3 separate regions of the Mus musculus genome follow, and all the other regions are linked to region 2. A link is a loop called in an ENCODE intact Hi-C map of the cell type or tissue named here. Cell type or tissue: left cerebral cortex. All regions are shown on one strand. Each heading gives the region's core, and the rest is flanking DNA. Links, peaks and the distances in the headings are about the cores only. Region 1 has its middle 110 kb from the start of Gm33687. Region 2 has its middle 95 kb from the start of Abcc12. Region 3 has its middle 7.8 kb from the start of Gm33687.

Evidence for each region. A loop is a pair of places that touch in the nucleus more often than their neighbours do. Peaks named below come from ENCODE experiments on the same cell type or tissue, not always from the same donor. Only the 100,000 strongest peaks of a DNase experiment are listed, where the experiment ranks them.
Region 1: it touches region 2 in a loop (2.4-fold over the local background); 2 of 42 quality-filtered maps call a loop at or near these places.
Region 3: it touches region 2 in a loop (3-fold over the local background); 3 of 42 quality-filtered maps call a loop at or near these places.

Annotation. Positions count from the first base shown.
Region 1 is chr8:86,387,271-86,393,335 of GRCm38, forward strand. No RefSeq gene overlaps it. Among named protein-coding and RNA genes, the nearest start is that of Gm33687, 110 kb to the left of the region's middle. In left cerebral cortex, for the core only: no CTCF peak of the experiment used is centred there; DNase peaks (open chromatin) are centred at 2,863, 3,628 and 4,068; H3K27ac peaks cover 1,998 bases.
Region 2 is chr8:86,468,303-86,474,367 of GRCm38, forward strand. No RefSeq gene overlaps it. Among named protein-coding and RNA genes, the nearest start is that of Abcc12, 95 kb to the right of the region's middle. In left cerebral cortex, for the core only: no CTCF peak of the experiment used is centred there; DNase peaks (open chromatin) are centred at 2,639 and 5,052; H3K27ac peaks cover 695 bases.
Region 3 is chr8:86,268,954-86,275,018 of GRCm38, forward strand. No RefSeq gene overlaps it. Among named protein-coding and RNA genes, the nearest start is that of Gm33687, 7.8 kb to the right of the region's middle. In left cerebral cortex, for the core only: no CTCF peak of the experiment used is centred there; DNase peaks (open chromatin) are centred at 2,807, 3,038, 4,569 and 5,036; H3K27ac peaks cover 1,537 bases.

The DNA.
Region 1 (6,065 bases), core at 517-5,516, 81 kb before region 2:
GGGATGCCCTAATCTTTACTCTCCTGCTGTGCAGTGAAGGTTTGTGACACAAAAATTACCATGGACATTTTCTGCACAGCACCGAGCCTACTTTGTTCTTAGCCTCTCTTATGTCACAGATTACTCTATTGCTTTCCCATAGAAAGTGTCTTGTGGGACATTTAGGTAAATTTTCATATTTTACAAGCATATGCAACAGAGAAATAACAGTCCTAATGACTGCTTTCATTGACTTATTATTTGGAGATGAGTCTCATAAGTGGGCTTGTTCTTTCAAAAGGTAAAACCATCTGGTTTTGACTCTAATGTACTGGGACACAAAAATTTTAAACATTCAATATTTTCCAAAGAGAATTATTCTCTGGGTAGTCTAAATAGCTACCATTTAAAAATTAAATATAAAAATATGCATGTACTTTATGTAATGCAGTCTCTTTGCAAAGTCACTCCGGTATAGCAGCCAAGATAGTCCAAAAAATATTTAGATTTAGGAAGGCAAAAATCCTACCTACCCTCTTGTATTAAATCACTCCTGAATAAGAATGTGGTACACAGTTCCACACAATCTCAGCCGACATCTGTAACCTGAATCCTATTGAACAGCTGAGGATAGCAGGAAGAAAGAAGCCATGTACTTACAATGCAGCCTCAGGACCCCAGGAACCAGTTGTTGCTGGAGTGGAGCAAGTGGCTGTAGTCTGGGAACAAGGGGCAGAGTAGAGTCAATCTGAAGGACAGAAGAGTGCCTGGTGGAGCTCCCATCTAGAAAAGATGGACACAGCCTGGCAGGCTGGCCATGTCAGAGCAGATCCTGGAAATGCATGGAAGTCTGCGTCTCTTACAGCACAGTGACTTTAACAAAGGTGTCAAAAGGCTCATTGCAGAAAGGACAGACTCTGCCACTGGTGCTTGGAAAACCAGATCTCCATGTGCAGAAGCTTGAAACTTTATCCCAGTCTTTCAGACTACAAAAGTCAACTCAGAATGTACCCAGGACCTAAATGTAAAACATGAGAACATGAAGAACACTTTCAGATATTTGTAGAGGTGATGAAATTGCTAATATGTCTCTAGAATTACAGGAAACAAAGTAGGAGATAGATAAATGGGATTACACCAAACTCAAATCAAAGGAAGCAATCCACAGAGTAAAGAAACAGAGAGAGTGGTTTGAAATTTTTGCCAACTACTCATCTGATGCAGAGTTAATATTCAGAATATGTAAAGAATTCAGAAACCTAACAAAAAATATTCCATACACACACACACACACACACACACAGGTACACTCATGCATGCACATCCACACACATGCACACACATGCTCACTGTAAATACATATGTAAATAAAATATTTTTAAAAATTGAAAAAAAAGAACTAGGTAAGTTATCTCCCTACTGGAGAAATGAATGAATCAAACTTACAATATGTCACCTCACTCCAATTAAAGGAGCTATTTAAAAAGGCAAACATAAATGCTAATGATGATGAGGATAAAGGGACCTTTCATGCATGGTTGGTGGGAATATAAATTAGGAACCTACAAGTTAAACTATATCCACCGAATTGCCTACCTATCCCACTCCTGTGTGTACATCTAAAGCAAATGAAATCTGTACACAAAAGACATAGTTGTTTGTCCATGTTGATTGCTGTACTGTTTGTAATAGCTAAGGTTGAAACAGCCTAGATACCCAACAATAGATGATTAAAGAAAAAGCAATACCAACAAGTGGAGTGTGTGTGTGTGTGTGTGTGTGTGTGTTAAGGGGGGAGGTGTTCAGCCATAAAAAACAACAACAATGAAACCCTGTCATGGTAACAAGATGGATGGACCTAGAAGACATTACATTAAATGATTCAAGCAGAGAGACAGAACACACATTGTTTCATAAAGGAAGCTAAGGGAGTTGGGTTAAATGTGTGTGTGTGTGTGTGTGTGTGTGTGTGTGTGTGTGTGTGTGTGTGTTGGTCAGCACCCACTTTATTCATATACTGAAATATCACACTGCATCACAGCAATATGTGCAACTAATACATGTTAACAGAAATAAATTATCCTAAAATGCGCCTACGTGTTGAATAGGGAAGCCTGCAGCCCTCTGCTCAAAAGATATCATTTTGCTGGCAGACAGGCAGTATTGGTATATCCTATAACATTAAAAACACTGTAGTTTATAAATATTATGTATTCGGAAGTTTCTATATTGTGTCTGGGGGTTGAGTTTGACAGGGGGTAAGAGAGGACTCCCTCCACTTAACTGTGGATGCAAAGAAACTGTATTTCAGGTGGAAACGTTTGAAAACCCAGATGTAAAGAGGGGACATACAGCCAAAGTCACTATAGTGAGTGCCTGGAGAATCAGGGAAGAGAAGCACTATTATGCGCGGGGCCTTATGTGTTTAATTATAGACTCTAATTGACTTTTAATTATGTGAATGTATTACTTTGATAAAAATTAAAATTGAGGAAAGAAGGAGAAACAGCTCACAGGCATTGGTCTGCCCCTGAAGTCATGTACCTCGTGAGTCAGATTCCCATAGGGAGATTTGGCTCAGGCAGGGTCTCCTTGAGTTTTCAAACCATAAATAAGGCCTAATGGCTTTGAGAGGTAATGAACTGGCCAGCAGCCAAGAGAATCCTGATTCCTAACAGACAGGCCCAGGCTCCATCTCCAGAGTTTAGATCTCTGCTGTGGGCTTCATGCTGGCCTAACTTCTTAAGTGAAACCTCTCACTAATTTGCCCTTTGCAATGCAATCTACCCGATGAGTCACTGATACTGTTGAGAGTCTAACCAGTGCTGGAACTGAGAGAGCCCTCCCATGCAGGCCCTCTGTTGCCATGGAAACAGCACTGCTCAAGTTTCTCTGTTGCTTTGGCAACCCACTCCCATTTCCTCCCATCACTACTGCTGGGGTATTTTGCTGCCAAGATAATGGTCTCTATTATGGTTTGAATGCTAATGGGGCAGTCCTCTACCCCAGCCTACTCCAAGCTCCCTCTGTAGCTCTACACTTGAGACCTTGTCTAAGTGGCATTTCAATGAGATGGTAATGGATGCTCAAATCAGATGAAGAGGAGCTATAGTGGTGGTGTGGATGAAAGAAGGGTTCAGCTTCTTATCTTGGGAAGGAAGAAATGGTATCTATGTACTCAGAGAGGCATGGATTGGAGTGTCATCCATCAAAGGGCTTCAGCTGTGTGTCAGGCCTCAAGCCTTTTTCTCCCAGTCAGTTCTGTATACTGGCAAATAAATAAAGGCACTGCATAATGAATACCTGTATGTTCTCAGTGCTAGGCTATGTGCTTTACACCCATTTAACTCCTATTTTACAGACAAAGAAACGAACAAGCAACCTATTCAGTGTCATTGGATTTGGGGTTTAAACACAACTCTCAGCGGTTACACTAAGCCACTGCTGACTTGGGACCACAGAAAATAACAAAAGTATCAGATAGTTGTCCTTGCAAAAAGACCTTATGGAGAGTTGAGGAAGAAGTGTAAGTACAAAGGGTAGAGGTGGAAAAGAAATGCCTTACCGAGCCGGTGAAGTACGGAGCTCAAGTGTGGGTACAGACATGACAATACACAGTTCCCTGGACATGGAGTGGCGTCTAGGAAACTGGAAAGCATAGTCAGTCCCCATCCCTTACAAGAAGCAGAGCCAGGGTGTTAGCTTCAGAGTGGGTGTCTCAGCGACCCACTCAGCGAGGCTCCTGCTTATGGCGCTAGACTTGTAGGCATTCAGCAAAGAGAGAGACCTTTGTCTACTTCTTCTTTTGAGATTTGGATTTACTCGAGACCATCTGACTCTTTTATTTTGTTTTTTTTTTAAAAGAGTTGAAGTTTTATATAAAATTGTTCTAAATTTTATGGCTTCCAATTTCGAAATCCAATAATCCTATTTCCTTTACTTTAAAAGTAGATTTTTTTTTTTAGCTACCTCAAGTCCTAATGGAGTTAAAAGGAATATAAATCTTCAGTAGAGTTTTTCTAGGTCTTAGTTTTTTTCAGCAGTTCCCAGTGCTCTGCTGTGTCTTCCATATCTGCTGGTTTGGCTCCCACTCTCCTCTGTCAACTCCCGTGCTTGGGGATTTTCTGCAGTCAGGTCAGAGAGAAGGCAGAGTTCTCCAAGCAACACAGGACAGAGTCTCTGAATGCCATCTGACTCTGGTCACCTCAAAAACACTACTCAGTTATCAAGGCCAAGCGAAGATAAATTCATTTTTAGTTTCATTCCACTTGCATGTCGTCAGGGTGGCTTTTCTTGGGCTGGAAGCAAAGGTGCATGGAGGTTGGCCCAGATGGGGCTGGGGGATGGTGAGAGCATTTACATCTACATCCAGATCCACTTCTTTGTCTCCATCACTCCTCTGTCCCAATAGTTATGTGACTTAGGACATATCATTTCATTTTCTTAACCTCACTTCCCTCACTTATGAATACAAAACAGGACGAGCAATTATTCCCATGCAGATTAAACAAGACCACAACTATTAAAAAAAAGGCTTACAGTACACCAATGCTCAGCCGTTATTACCAAGGTTTACCTTTGAAGTGGGAGTGGGTGGGTTGGGGAGCAGGGCAGGGGTAGGGAATAGGGGGCTTTGGGGATAGCATTTGAAATGTAAATGAAGAAAATATCTAACAAAAAATGCCTTATAAAAATTTAACCCACTAAGCGTCTCAGGTCTCTAGAAATCCTCTACTATAAATACTGTTGTGCTTCTGCCAGTTTCAGCCTGTTTAAGCACTGAAATTGGAATACAGTATTTCATAATGCCCCCTGATACTCCTTTCTTAGGCTCCTACATGGACAGTCATCAATACCCAGAGCTTTCAAATGTCTGACTTTGCAACTGTCCACTCAGCATTTACACACACACACACTCACACACATACTACATGTACTAATACATACATACATACACTCACACATACACACATGCACACAATATTCATGCACACATTCACACACACATATATACTCACACAAACACACATACACACATCTACCCATGCACACACACTAACACACATGCATACACACATACACATGCACACACACGCTCAAGGACACATGTGCACACATGCAAACACTCACATACATGTACACACTCAAATGTATATGTGTAACAATCAAGGGCTTCAGTGAGTAAAAGGATGGCATTCAAGATGATGACTTATGCTCGGCGTTTGAGAGGCATCAAGAGAGTAGAGAGTGCATGCTGACTCGAGAAGTCCTGACTCTGGTCAGCTCTCGCCTTGCCATATGATCCTGAACCAGTTGCTTTGTCTCCCGGTGATGTCTGGATCTTCTAAAGTTGGGGAAACAGATGATGTGTAAACAAGGGAGTTGAAATTCCAATAACCATTATGAGCCCGAAGCTTATGTTTTAGTATGTTTGGCCACTTAACTCCGTGAAAGTTCATTTTAGTAAACAAAATTTTGCTGGTCCTGTGCTGTGTGGCTGGTCCTGTGCTGTGTGGCTGGTCCTGTGCTGTGTGGCTGGTCCTGTGCTGTGTGGCTGGTCCTGTCTGTGTGGCTGGTCCTGTGCTGTGTGGCTGGCTGGTCCTGTCTGTGTGGCTGGTAGGCAGTGAGCCTCATCTCAGACCCCTGGGGTATGCACAATGGTGGTCTCTCACCTGAGAACTGAAACAGCCGCTGACATTGAGGAGTCTCTGAATCTACTCATGTTTTCCGGTTAACCCCTCCATCCTTCTATTCTTTTTAAATGTAGTACTTGATGCATATTAACATATTGAACACCCCAAAACCAACCGATCATCCAACACCAAACAAAGGATAGAATTTAACCCTGTGAGGATCTGTATGCTTTACCCCACCTGCTCGCCTCTTCCTACAGAACTCCACTATCCTGGAGATCACATCTATATCTTCCTTTAAAATGAAATCTCCATGTAGTCTATATCCTCAAGGAGCTCATTGCTTAGTTCTGCTTGTTTCATACCGGATGAAGATGGTATCTGGCAGGATCAATCTTCTACACTGTTTTTCTGTTCCTTGCCATGCCAAGATGCTCTGATCCTGTCTCCTGC
Region 2 (6,065 bases), core at 761-5,760:
AGTCAAAGTACCCTCATTTGAAGATGACATGATTTTATACATAACAGACATTCAGAACTCCATCAGGAAAATTCTACAGCTGATAAACACTTTCAGCAAAGTAGCAATAGACAATACAAAATCAACGCAAATCAGTAGCCCTCATATATACAAATTACAGAGTGAGAAATGAACCAGAGAGACAGTGCCTTCCACAAAAGCATCTTAAAAATCTTGTGGTGACCCTAACTAAGCAAGTAAAAGACTTGTATAATAAAACTTCAAAGAAAGTTAAAATTAAAACCTAAAGGGAAGAAATGACACCCGAAGATTGGAAGATCTCCCATGCTCATAGATCAGTAGAATTAACATTGTAAAAACAGCCATCCTACCAAAAGCAATCTGTAGATTCAATGCAATCCCCCATCAAATTCCAACAGAATTCTTCACAGAAATTGAAAATTAATTCTAACTTCATATAGAAACACAAAAAAGAATCTAGGATATCTTTTAAAAATGAATAATAAAAGAACCTCCAAACAGTATCACAATCCCAATTTCAAGTTGTAATACAGAGCTACAGAAAGAAAGAAAAAAAAACCAGCATGGTCCTGGTATAAAAACAAACATATTGGTCAACAGAATTGAACTGAAGACCAAAACATAAATTAATACAACCATTTTCTGCTTGGATTTAAGGCCTGCTCCATACCTGACATTGCCAATGAGCCAAAGATCCTAAGACTAGATAGGTCATGGACCTAGGGGAAACCTGATACTATTATTCTGCTCAAAGAACATAGTGCTGAAATGACTCCTAACAACACAGTGCTGTGCTTACAGACCAGTGCTTCACTCGGCCCTCACCAGAGATGCTTCATCTTGCAGCAGATGAGAACTAACACAGAGATCCACAAATGGACACTGTGCAGACAGTGAGAGGCTTGGAGCGGTGATTTCACCAAAGCCTATGTCCTCTGGATATCAAGTACAGCTGACATAAGAGCCAAGACATAAGCAAACACTGGCCTGACAGGACATTCAGGATGAAACGCTGCTACCTGAAGCCAGACCTTCCCAGGAACAAAGCAGATGAAAGAACTAACAACAAACAAACCAGATACAGGAGTTCATGAAAAGGAGCAGTGATCCAGGAAGAAAGGATGAGCAGCTGCCGAGACACAGCTGGCTCGTTCAGAGCAGCTAAATCGTCCTCAATCGCTGCATGTGCGTGGCTCTTCAAGAACCTTCCCACCATCCCTCATCCACTCCTCACAGCCACCATGCAAGGCTGTCGGGACCAGTCTTCACAAAATACAGTGAGCTTGGTGATGGTAGATGTTGGCATGTGTTCACGTGGGGCATTTTCTACAAGATGCTGCCTCTGGCATATTCAAAAGACAAAGAATACAGAAAAACCACGAAAGTTTAGACATCTGTTCTTCTCTTGGTCGTTCTTCATAAAATGAGAACTGCGGTCATGTGGGCATCTATCATCTTAAGTTTCCTGAAACCCAGTCTCCTGGAGTTGCCTCTTGCCTCCTCTACTGTGGTAGTCTTAATGCAAATTAATTTTAAATGCTCACCTTTGCTACAGAGACCAGGTAACCCAGAAAAGGATACTTTAGCTCTAGGTTTTTAATGTTGATGAGATACTTCAGACAAGGGTGAAAAAGGTTAGCAGCCATTCATTGTGGTAGTAACAGAGGTGACAGTGGCACACTTGAAAGGCAGAACAGCTCCACCACCTTCCATCTTGCTCATACAGCTCCATTTGTATACAGGTCAAAGGTGATTTCTGGAGCATGCAGTGAGGGCCCTAAGTGATGCAGACTTGGAAGGGTTTACACAACCTGCGCAAAGCCACTAGCCTCTGACCTGGGGCCACGCAGCTGGTAAGCTGATCCTGATTTCCAGATGCTCAACATTTATGACTAAATCACAAGAAGAAGCCATGGACCTCCAGGGGGATTTGTGGCTGCTACAGCTTTCACATACTTGTCTCCCTAAAATTCCAGGTGCTAATTAATATTAAGACATAGACGTGTAGGTGATAATTAGAATAGGAGGGCCCCAACCTCGTGAATGCATGGACCTCCATTCCTTATGCTATGTGGGGACAAAGCTTCTTTCCCCCTAGAAGGACACACACACACACACACACACACACACACACACACGATCTTGGAAACAGAGTGAACCTAATTTGCTAGTGCTATTGCCTTGGGTTTGCCAACTGCCAACAGTGTAAGAAATACAGTCCCATTCTTTACAAATTACCCAGTTTGTGGTGTCTTGTTAAAGCAATAGGACAAGGCTGAGGTAATGATGAAGCAGAAGGGTTCCCATACCAAGGCACCATTAAACTGGGGTTGCCCGGGGAAAGGGGCATAAGACTACAAAGGAAGTTCCAAACAACGTCTCTAGCTTGTCCATGGTGCCATCTTTTCCCATCAAACATCCACTCACCAACCATATGTTTGGCACACTGTTCGTTGTTTGTAACAAAGTGATGCTTAAAGAGCTTGTCTGGGCATCAAGACCGCAGCTGACCTCTATGTGTGCACAGAGCCTCCATCCCTGGGCCACCACCCCTCCTCTGGCAGAGCACTCCTGCCTGGAAGCAGGCCTGGCACTCAGCCTCTTACATCACACCTCCTGCTCACTGCTTCCCAGTTTACCTTCTGCTGAGAGTCTGACTCACCCTGGGGATGAAGCAGGGCTACCTCCCTAGGCTGTGGGTTTTCTTTTTCTCTGTTTCCTCACTTGTTATAAGAGGGGGGGAAAAAAGCAATTGCCTGGTGTGGAAGTTGGTGTTAAAAGAGTGTATCTGACAGAAAACAAAGGGTTTATTCTACTTTATTCATTCTATGCTTTTAAGAAGAATTTCCATGCAAAACAGAGCTGAGAAAAACACAGTGGACAGGCTCACAGAGGGAGCCAAGCAGAGCCTATCACAGCTTTGGTTGCTGCTGGGATGAACAGCTATGGCTGATGCTGGAGGAGAGGGCAGCAGAGGGAGGGAGCAGTGCCTGTCCTTCCTTTCAAAGCATCAGATAAACCTCAGAACCCAAGGACTCTTGCTAATGTATGCCAATGGCCTCCACTCACACTGAAGACTTCTGGGAAATGAAAGAAACTCTCCACTGACACCAGCTAGTTAGTCCACTGCCATGACACCAGCTAGTTAGTCCACTGCCTTAATACCAGTTAGTTAGTCCACTACCATGACACCAGCTAGTCCACTGCCATGACACCAGCTATTTAGTCCACTGCCTTAATACCAGCTAGTTAGTTCACTACCATGACACCAGCTAGTTAGTCCACTGCCATAACACCAGTTAGTTAGTCCACTGCCATGACACCAGTTAGTTAGTCCACTGCCATAACACCAGTTAGTTAGTCCACTGCCATGACACCAGCTATTTAGTCCACTGCCCTAATACCAGCTAGTTAGTTCACTACCATGACACCAGCTAGTTAGTCCACTGCCATAACACCAGTTAGTTAGTCCACTGCCATGACACCAGTTAGTTAGTCCACTGCCATAACACCAGTTAGTTAGTCCACTGCCATGACACCAGTTAGTTAGTCCACTGCCATGACACCAGCTGGTTAGTCCACTGCCATGACACCAGCTAGCTAGTTCAGAGTCAAACTTGCAGTACAGACCCTTCGACTATTACTTTCAAACCACAGATGTAAACTTCCCCTAAACTAGTAATTTGTGAGATTGCTTTAGACAGAGATAGTCCTACTTAAGCACCTGCTTAAAAAAAAAAAAAAAAAAAAAAAGTTAAGAAATGTGGTCTGTGTGAGTCAGCACCCAAAGCAACCCTCTGACAACTCGGGTTAGCCGAAGACTAGATGAAGACAAGATGAAGGGTCATGAGAGTCATGGCAGCACAGAGAGAAGTGGCAAAGGGACACAGAACTGCATCTTCACCCACACGTAGAGCAGACCCACCATAAATATCTGTTGTGTCAATGAATTAATTGTTGTGTGTAGAGATTAGGGGCTTATTTCCCACATCACAGTTTCAAAATATGAGCAATGGCTCTGACGCTGCAAGTCTAGGTCTAGCCTTAGAGGAGGCAGAAGGACAGTGCCTCGCTGAAATTGTTTTCTTTTATTGAGACAAGGGTTTGCTGTATAGTTCAGACTGCCCTGCCCTGGAACTTTCACAACCCCCCTGCCTCTGGCTCTTAAGCGATTGAATTTTAGGCCTGTGCTATCACACCCAGACAGTTGCAATCATATTGAAATCTGAGTAAAAGGCAGATGTCAACTCATCTGAGGCTTTAATCCAGTTTGTTCTGCTATAATAAAATACCACAGGCTGGGTAATTTATAAAAGTAAATGAATATATTTCTTACAGTTCTGGAGAACAGAAAATCCAAGATAGAGGGGCTATATCTGCTGAGGACCTTCTAGCTACTCTGTAAAGCGGCAGAAACCATCATGTGGGCAAGAGCACATACAAAGTCGAATCCAGCCTCAAGCTCTTTTATGATCAACATCAAACCATTCACAAGGGCGAGGCCCTGTAACCTAAACACCCCTCACTGGGCCTGTCTTCCAGTACTGCTTTACTCGAGACTAAGTTTCCCACTTGTGCTTTGGGGACGAGACTTTCGAGCCATAGCATGAGATCTGAAAAGCTGTGTTGTCCCTGAGCTAGCAGTGGCACTTGTATCTCATGGTATCTTTTGGGCAGGGTGTCTTATGTGAACATCCTCAGGAGGTTGGGGGCAATCGTCACTTCCATCTGAGGGTTCTGAGTGCTGAGCCTTCTACAGAAAAAAGGACAAAATTAAAAACCCTCATAGGGTGTGATTTTTCAGACATACAAATTCATCTCTGTATTTACATAAATCCGGAGATTTCTGTGCTGGGAGCTGTGATCAAAGGAAGAGGAAGTGCCTGCCTGATTTCACGCCAGAAAAGAAGCATCCTTGGAGACTGCGATCCTATTGAGACCCTCAGTGTGTGTGTGTGTGTAGACAAAGTTGCTCAGCCTGATGCATTTAAAACCTGTCAGATGCTTTTCAAGCAGAAAATACATAACTCATGCAGGATCCACAACACTTAAAACCCCCGCCATCATTCCCAGCGGAATTCAGTCTTCCATCTGTCCACCAGCCCCCATTCAGTGCTTCCTGGGTTTTTCAGTTCTACACTCATCCTGGTAGAATTCCTGGAGAGCCCAAGGAAAATGCATTCTGGTCCCGACAGAGCCAGACATCAAACGTGAGGATCACAACTTGTGCCCCAAGCCAGGTCTGGCCACTTATCCTCCATAAGCCAATTAAAAGAGCCAAATTAATAATGAAAAGCAGACAAAGATTTATTCAATGTGGACACACTGGGCAAGGGATCAAAGAGATCCAGTAAACCCCTCAAGTCTGTCTGCTGGGATGCTGAGGTTAAAGTTTAAACAGAGGGCCAAGGATCGGCACATATAAACAGTTCTGTCAAGATGTGGTCCCGTCCACCACTGACCCATCCTTGTCTGGGCTTCAGTCTCATTTTATGATGTGGTCTGGCAGGGTGTTAGAACTTCGAGGACTCACTTTCTGGGACACGAATCCTCCCTCTAGCTGGCACCTTTTCCTTCTCCTGGTGTGAGATTCCTGGGGAATGCCCATTTTCGGGGAAGTGTCCATTGTTTCAATAGTCAGACAGTCACATTGAAGACATAAGTGTCTCTTTAGAATATCTCATTTCTACCAGACCTGTTAGAAGCTGGCCACACTATCCTTTCCTACCCTGGGCCACAGACCCAAAATAGGATGCATCCCCTCTGTCTTAGATAGGGTTTTACTGCTGTGAACAGACACCATGACCAAGGCAAGTCTTATAAAAACAACATTTAATTGGGGCTGGCTTACAGGTTCAGTCAGAAGTTCCATCCATTATCATCAAGGTGAGAGCATGGCAGGCATGGTGCAGGAGGAGCTGAGAGTTCTATGTCTTCATCCAAAGGATGCTAGTGGAAGACTGACTTCCAGGCAACTAGGGTGAGGATCTTATACCCACACCCACAGTGACACACCCATTCCAACCAGGTCACACCTATTCCAA
Region 3 (6,065 bases), core at 776-5,775, 200 kb before region 2:
ACACACACACACACACACACACACACACACACACACACACACACACCTGGAAAAACAACAAAACCCTTACAGAAATTTCCTTACAGAGTTGAAGGTGCTCTCTCTCTTTCTTCAAACTCTTCATGCAGCCCATGACACAATGCTATAAATCCCCAAATATTATGGGAATTGAAGAGTCTGTCTCTCCCTTAAGGGCTCCAACATTCTATTTATGATATGATGCTATAACTATCATAATATTCCAAAAACGAGGTTTCTTCCCCCCTCGGGACCTTTATCATGCTATCCACAGTCGCAGGCTCTCCTACCGCAGGGTCTCACGATGCCTATAACTCTCCAAGCAAAGCTGTTCTGGAGGGTGATTCTACCCCAGTTTCCTTTCTATGAATTTGCCTTAAAGAAGGTACAATCCCCTTCTAAGGCTGAGGGTTCAGCAATGAACATTGCCTCAAATTTGCTGGTACCTTGGATTCCAGGAAGGGCAAGTCCTACAGGACACACCATCCTCAGGATGAGCACAGTGACCTGTGATGATGAGGCCACACCCTGGGGCAGCTCATTTTGTAGAGACGAGGGATTAACAGATTAATGATGTGTTAGATATCTTGTGGTGCTAAAGCTGACACAATAACTGGGCCATACTTGTCTAGAACTACTTAATTATGCATTCTTCTTGTCTCTGTGGGAGACGTGGAGGTTCTGTGCTCTCAGATAAGCACTAGAGGAACCAGGAATGTTAAACACACAGGTCTGTTCCTTCAAAGGGATGGGTGCATAACCTGTTATCACCCAGAAGTTTTCTGTTGTTGATGGTTTCCTTTGCTGCTTAAGCTTTCCTTTAATTCCTTTTCACAAGTTGGAAGCTTAGCTGGTTGGAGTCTTACCCTGAGGGCACCACTCCCTTTACTGCATTTTGACTCAGCTTTTCCTTTAAACTTCTAATCTTCTTGAGCACACGACTTGGCTCCAGCACTGCCTCTCCTGGTGTTCCTTTTCTCCTCTCACTGTACAGTTTATATTTCCCTTTGCCCGACCTGCTCCTTTACATTGTAGATCTGCATAAGAGTGATCACTAATAACCATGTGACACAGTCAATAATAGGCAATCTTAAAATCTCCTCTGCCAATGCCATCAATCCAAAAGTCTTCTGTTTACGCTCAGGCAGTTTCTTAGGACAAGGGCAAGTTGCAGCCACAGTCTTTGTACAAACACCACAAAAATAGTCTAAAAGCCACTTGCTAATATTCTTCCCCTGTGAAATGTATTGAGCCAGGTTTTCACAGTTCACATTGCCTTTATTATTATAGTATTCTATGCTCCTACTAGAGTGCCTCACTAAGCTCACTTAAAGTGTTCAACTATTTTTCTAGTCCAAAACGCCTAGCCCTTTCATAGCTTTCCAAAGAACAGCATGGTCAGGCCTGTCACAGCAATACCCCAGTTTCTAGTACCAACTTCTGTCTTAGTTACTATTGTATTGCTGTAAAGAGACACCATGGCCAAGGTAACTCTTATATAAAAAAAAACATATAAATGGGAGATTGCTTACAATTTTAGAAGGTTAGTCCATGATCATCATAGCAGGAAACAGAGAGGCATGGTGCCAGTGTCATAGCTGAGAGCTTACTGTAGGCAACAGATAGAGAGTGAAACACTGGGCCTGGCATGGGCTGTTGAAAGCCCACCCACAGTGAACTAATCCTCCAACAAGGGCACACCTCCTCCAACACACCTCGAATCATTCCTAAATGGCTCTACTAATTAGGGACCAAGCATTCAAATATATGAGCCTAAAGCAGACATTCTTATTTAAACCACCACAAATAGCACCTGTAATGACTGCTGGGTAAACGAAGGACAGGTATGCTGACTGAGACCATCATACCTCAGTCAGTTCTAGGGAGGCCAACTTGTGATATGTTCATCAGTAGGATGACCCTAGGTAGTATCTAGAATTCATCCACTAAAGGTATATTCTGCTCCAAAAAAAGTCCAGCTGTGTTTCAAGCCCGCAGTATCTGCAACTATGTTTCAAGTCCTCAGGATCTGCAACTATGTTTCAAGCCCTCACTGAATGCAACTATGTTTCAAGTCCTCAGTGTCCTCTGGCCTCATTCCTTTTCATGAGGCAAAGTGAAAACCAGTGAGTTTAATTAAAGTTAATTAAATATCATTTCAGGTTGTATATGAGCATGGCAAAATCCCAAGTGGCCAAAGATGGAGAAATACTGGGCCAGTCTTTGACTTCATCTTTGAGAGCAAAAGTGTAATTCTAGGATGGGAGTGGTGGTTCAGTGATATGGAATGCTTACTGCTCTTGCGGACAACCCACATGCTGGCTCACAACCCTGTGTATCACCAGTTCCAGGAGATCTGATGGTTCTTCTGGTCTCTATGTGCTCATACAAGCACATGATATAATATAATATAATATAATATAATATAATATAATATAATATAATATAATATGCATACAATTAAATAAGTACTTTTTAAAGTATAAAGATGTTTAGAGAGTGTTATTTTCTATAATTCCTCACCCCTTTCAGTCTTCACTACTCAGAAGAGTAGGGGAGGTTGAGCAGAAGAAATAAAAATATCCCTAACTATGTCTCCACCTGTCTTCCAAGATGCTGTCTGTGGTTTGTTGCAAGTGAGAGATGATGAGCCGATCCCTCGGAGCACAACAGCGAGTTCCTTTCGCAGCCAAGCTCATCAGCACTTATGGTGATTGTATATTGTGGGTTCTGGAAGCCAGCGATGTGTCTTCTGTGCACCTCTCTCCCAGGGTGTTTGTAAGACACGTGTTTTAAAAGATGGGCCTTTGGTTTGCTTCCCAGCCACAAAGATGTGAACACTTTAAAAACTGCTGTGTATGCCTAAAGCTGACCTCACAGAAGAATAGGGGAGGGTGACAGGCAGGAGTGGGCAATGAGGAGAGAGAGATACAGATGGGGACAGGTGGTAGTGCCATTTTAGATGGCATAGGAAGATTCTTCACTCTACAAAAGGATTGATCACAGCGTTCCCGTTGAATAGAAAGTTCTGTGCATTTTAAGAGGATTTGATTTATAAGAATCTTTTCAGCAACACAGCTGCCGGTTGAAGCAAGCTATTCACACTGACTTGAAATCTATTTCGTGAGCCAGGAGTCCAGGGTGCTGTGGAGTGATAAAATCCTTTTAGTTTCTAATTGACGAGTGATATTGACTAGCACAGTTAGGAGTCCAAGAATTGAGCCCCAGCCAGTATGTTCCTGTAGTAAATATTCCTGGACATACAGAATGCTTGAGTATTGATTCATTTATGTACTTATGGCTGCTGTTCTGAAGGGCTTAGTGCTTTGCAGCTTTAGAGTCAAGATCCCTCCAGAGAACTTGTGTTAGAATGCACCTGGCTGTACAGCATGAACCATCCAAATCCATGGTCTCTAGTGCAGATACTTGGCCCCGCACATCGCTGCAAAGCCCAGACTTCATGCGTCTGTGGATGGGAAGAGCACAGGGTTGAGGGAGCGGCACATATGAGGTTGGAGGCAGCTTTGATTCAGGCTGCTGATAGTTATTTTCCTCCCTTCCATGGTCTCTTCTGTTTGGTTTTCATTATGACTTGTGTCCTGGAGAAATTTCCCAAGAGTTGTAGGGTCCTTAAAGGCTCTCTCTCTCTCTCTCTCCCTGGCAAAAGCAATCATTGCCAATGGCAGGTGTTGACTGAGCATCAGAAAGAGAAGAGGGAAAAATAGGATTTTTTTTTTGAGTCTACTTTGCATATGAGAGAAAACCTGAGGAGAGTGACCTTGAATGAACCCCAAGAATTCGGGCTGGAATGACCTTTAGCTGTGAATAGAACAGGATGCTCACTCCCTGGGTGTAAGCAGCAGGTCATGCAACAGCTCAGATGACACACCCTCCCCATCTGCTCTGAGGTTTGCTTTAACCCAGGGAAGAAACATAAAGCACACCTGCAACTTCCCTGGCCTCTCTTCTGTGGCCCAGGGGATGTAAAATGGCTCTACTATCTGGATCCCAAGAGAGAACAATACAGATAACCATGCCAAAGGTGATGCTCTCCACTCAGAGCAGCTGCCACGGTTACTCTTTTTCTGACTCACGTTAACTCACCTTCACTTTATAGTGAGTGTCTAAGGATCTGAGAATTGCTAAGGGACTCAAGATAAATACAGAATTTGGGGAAGTGGGAGAATTTTCAAGGTCCAGGCATTGACATTCTGCTCCAGTTGCTCACTCTTCCTCCTGCCATCAGCCTTTGGAGCATCTATCGATCAACCCATCGATCCACTGGGAAGTGCACATTTCAAGCAAGTTTCTCCAGCAGCACTCTTAAGCGATCAGTGTTTCTATAACTCATTATGGAACAGGCAACAATTGCCCTGTTGGGTTTATGTAGTTGTGAGCCTCAAGTGAGGTGAGGGGGTGAGACATTAAGTGCAGCACAAATGAATACACTTTCATCCATCTGATAAGTGCTTATTGGGAATGTTAGTGTCAGAAGCAATTTTGCTTGTTTGCTGAGGCTTTGAGAACATTAACTCTCAAGAGCATCATTTTGGGGATGAAGTTGATTTCATTGTACTGGGTTGTCCACAGTCTTAACACATCCCTTTCAAGAGCTCCGTGACCACTATTGATTACAGACATAAGTACAGACACCTGAACTTGTACTTCACTAATGTCCTTCCTTTAACTTCTACGGTCTGTGGTGTTCACAGCACAGATACGCACTTTCTAAGAACACAGTTTTGCTCACTCACACAAGTCCACGTTCATGTAAATGCAGCTGGTATGGTGTACAATAGTGTTTGAAAGGAACCAATTTTTGAAACGATGGTGTGGAATAGGATGAGTTCTCTCTGGTTCTGAGTCTTCAAAAGCCATTTGTACTTTAAGGGCCCATTTGGAGAAGTGGGAAGAAAATCCCACTCTGCCAGCATGACTCAGGGCTGAAGAGCAAAGCAGTTTTAGGACCAAGAGGCAGAAGTAATACTACACTGGGTTAGTGGTATCCATGGCAACGTCAGAGCCTGGTAAAGTTAATAAGCCTGCTTTCAGAACTCAGCTGCTCTCCTTGGTGCGGATGGGGCCTGGCTTGGCTCCTTTTTATGTTTTTATGCCTGTCTTAGCTGATGCTTGTGCTGAATGCACCAATCCCTTCCCATTGCCTAACTGAGCAGGGCTGATGGCAGCCTACTTGGAACGGCTGGCCATGAGGAAGCCTTAGTGTATGTAGCCTTTGAGGGTACCTGTGAGATGCAGAGTTATCAGCTCCATTCTCATCATGCAAAATAAAGACTTCTTTACTTAGCCACAAGGTCAGTTTGCTGGGGAACTTCTCAGCCTTGCCTTCTGTTCTTGCTACTTCAGTCCATGCCTGTTGGTGGCTCTGTATGGCTCAGCCACTCCATGTGAGCAATGAATGTTTAATCCCAGCTCAGTCACTCAACACTTAATTCTTCCTCTTTGTGATGTAGGATATGTGATCACCGTGTGAACCCCAAGATTGTGAACTGGATAAACCTTGTTGTGGTGTGGCTCAGCCCTAGCACATGGCTTTAATCCAAGACCTTTCTGTAAACAAGAACTCAATAAAGTCAACGATAGACCAAGAGGCAGATTAAGCAACCAATTGTCAGGGAGTGAGCATAAGAAAACCCAGGAAAGAGAAGGAGAGTCTCTGAGTTGAAGGGTATAAAGACAGAGTGCAGAAGGAGGAGGGGCTTTTCCTTCTGGGACACCAGTGGAGTGGGAAGGTCAGCTGGGTACTTTCTCTGACTCTGTGAGCTAGCCGGCTTCCACCACAGCATCTGGCTTCTGTGCCTTCACTGATAAATCGAACGTTTGGGATTCTGTTTTTGTTTTTGTTTTTGTTTTGTTTTGTTTTGTTTGTTTTTAATGAGGATTAAGCAGTTTATTTTATATTCAGTCTACAAGACCCGGCATGCGGTAAACCCATGTCTCACTTATAAGAGGCAATGAAATCATAATTAAAAACAATGTGCCTTGTGCCATATGATTTTTTTATTTTCTTTATTTACAGTTCAAATTTT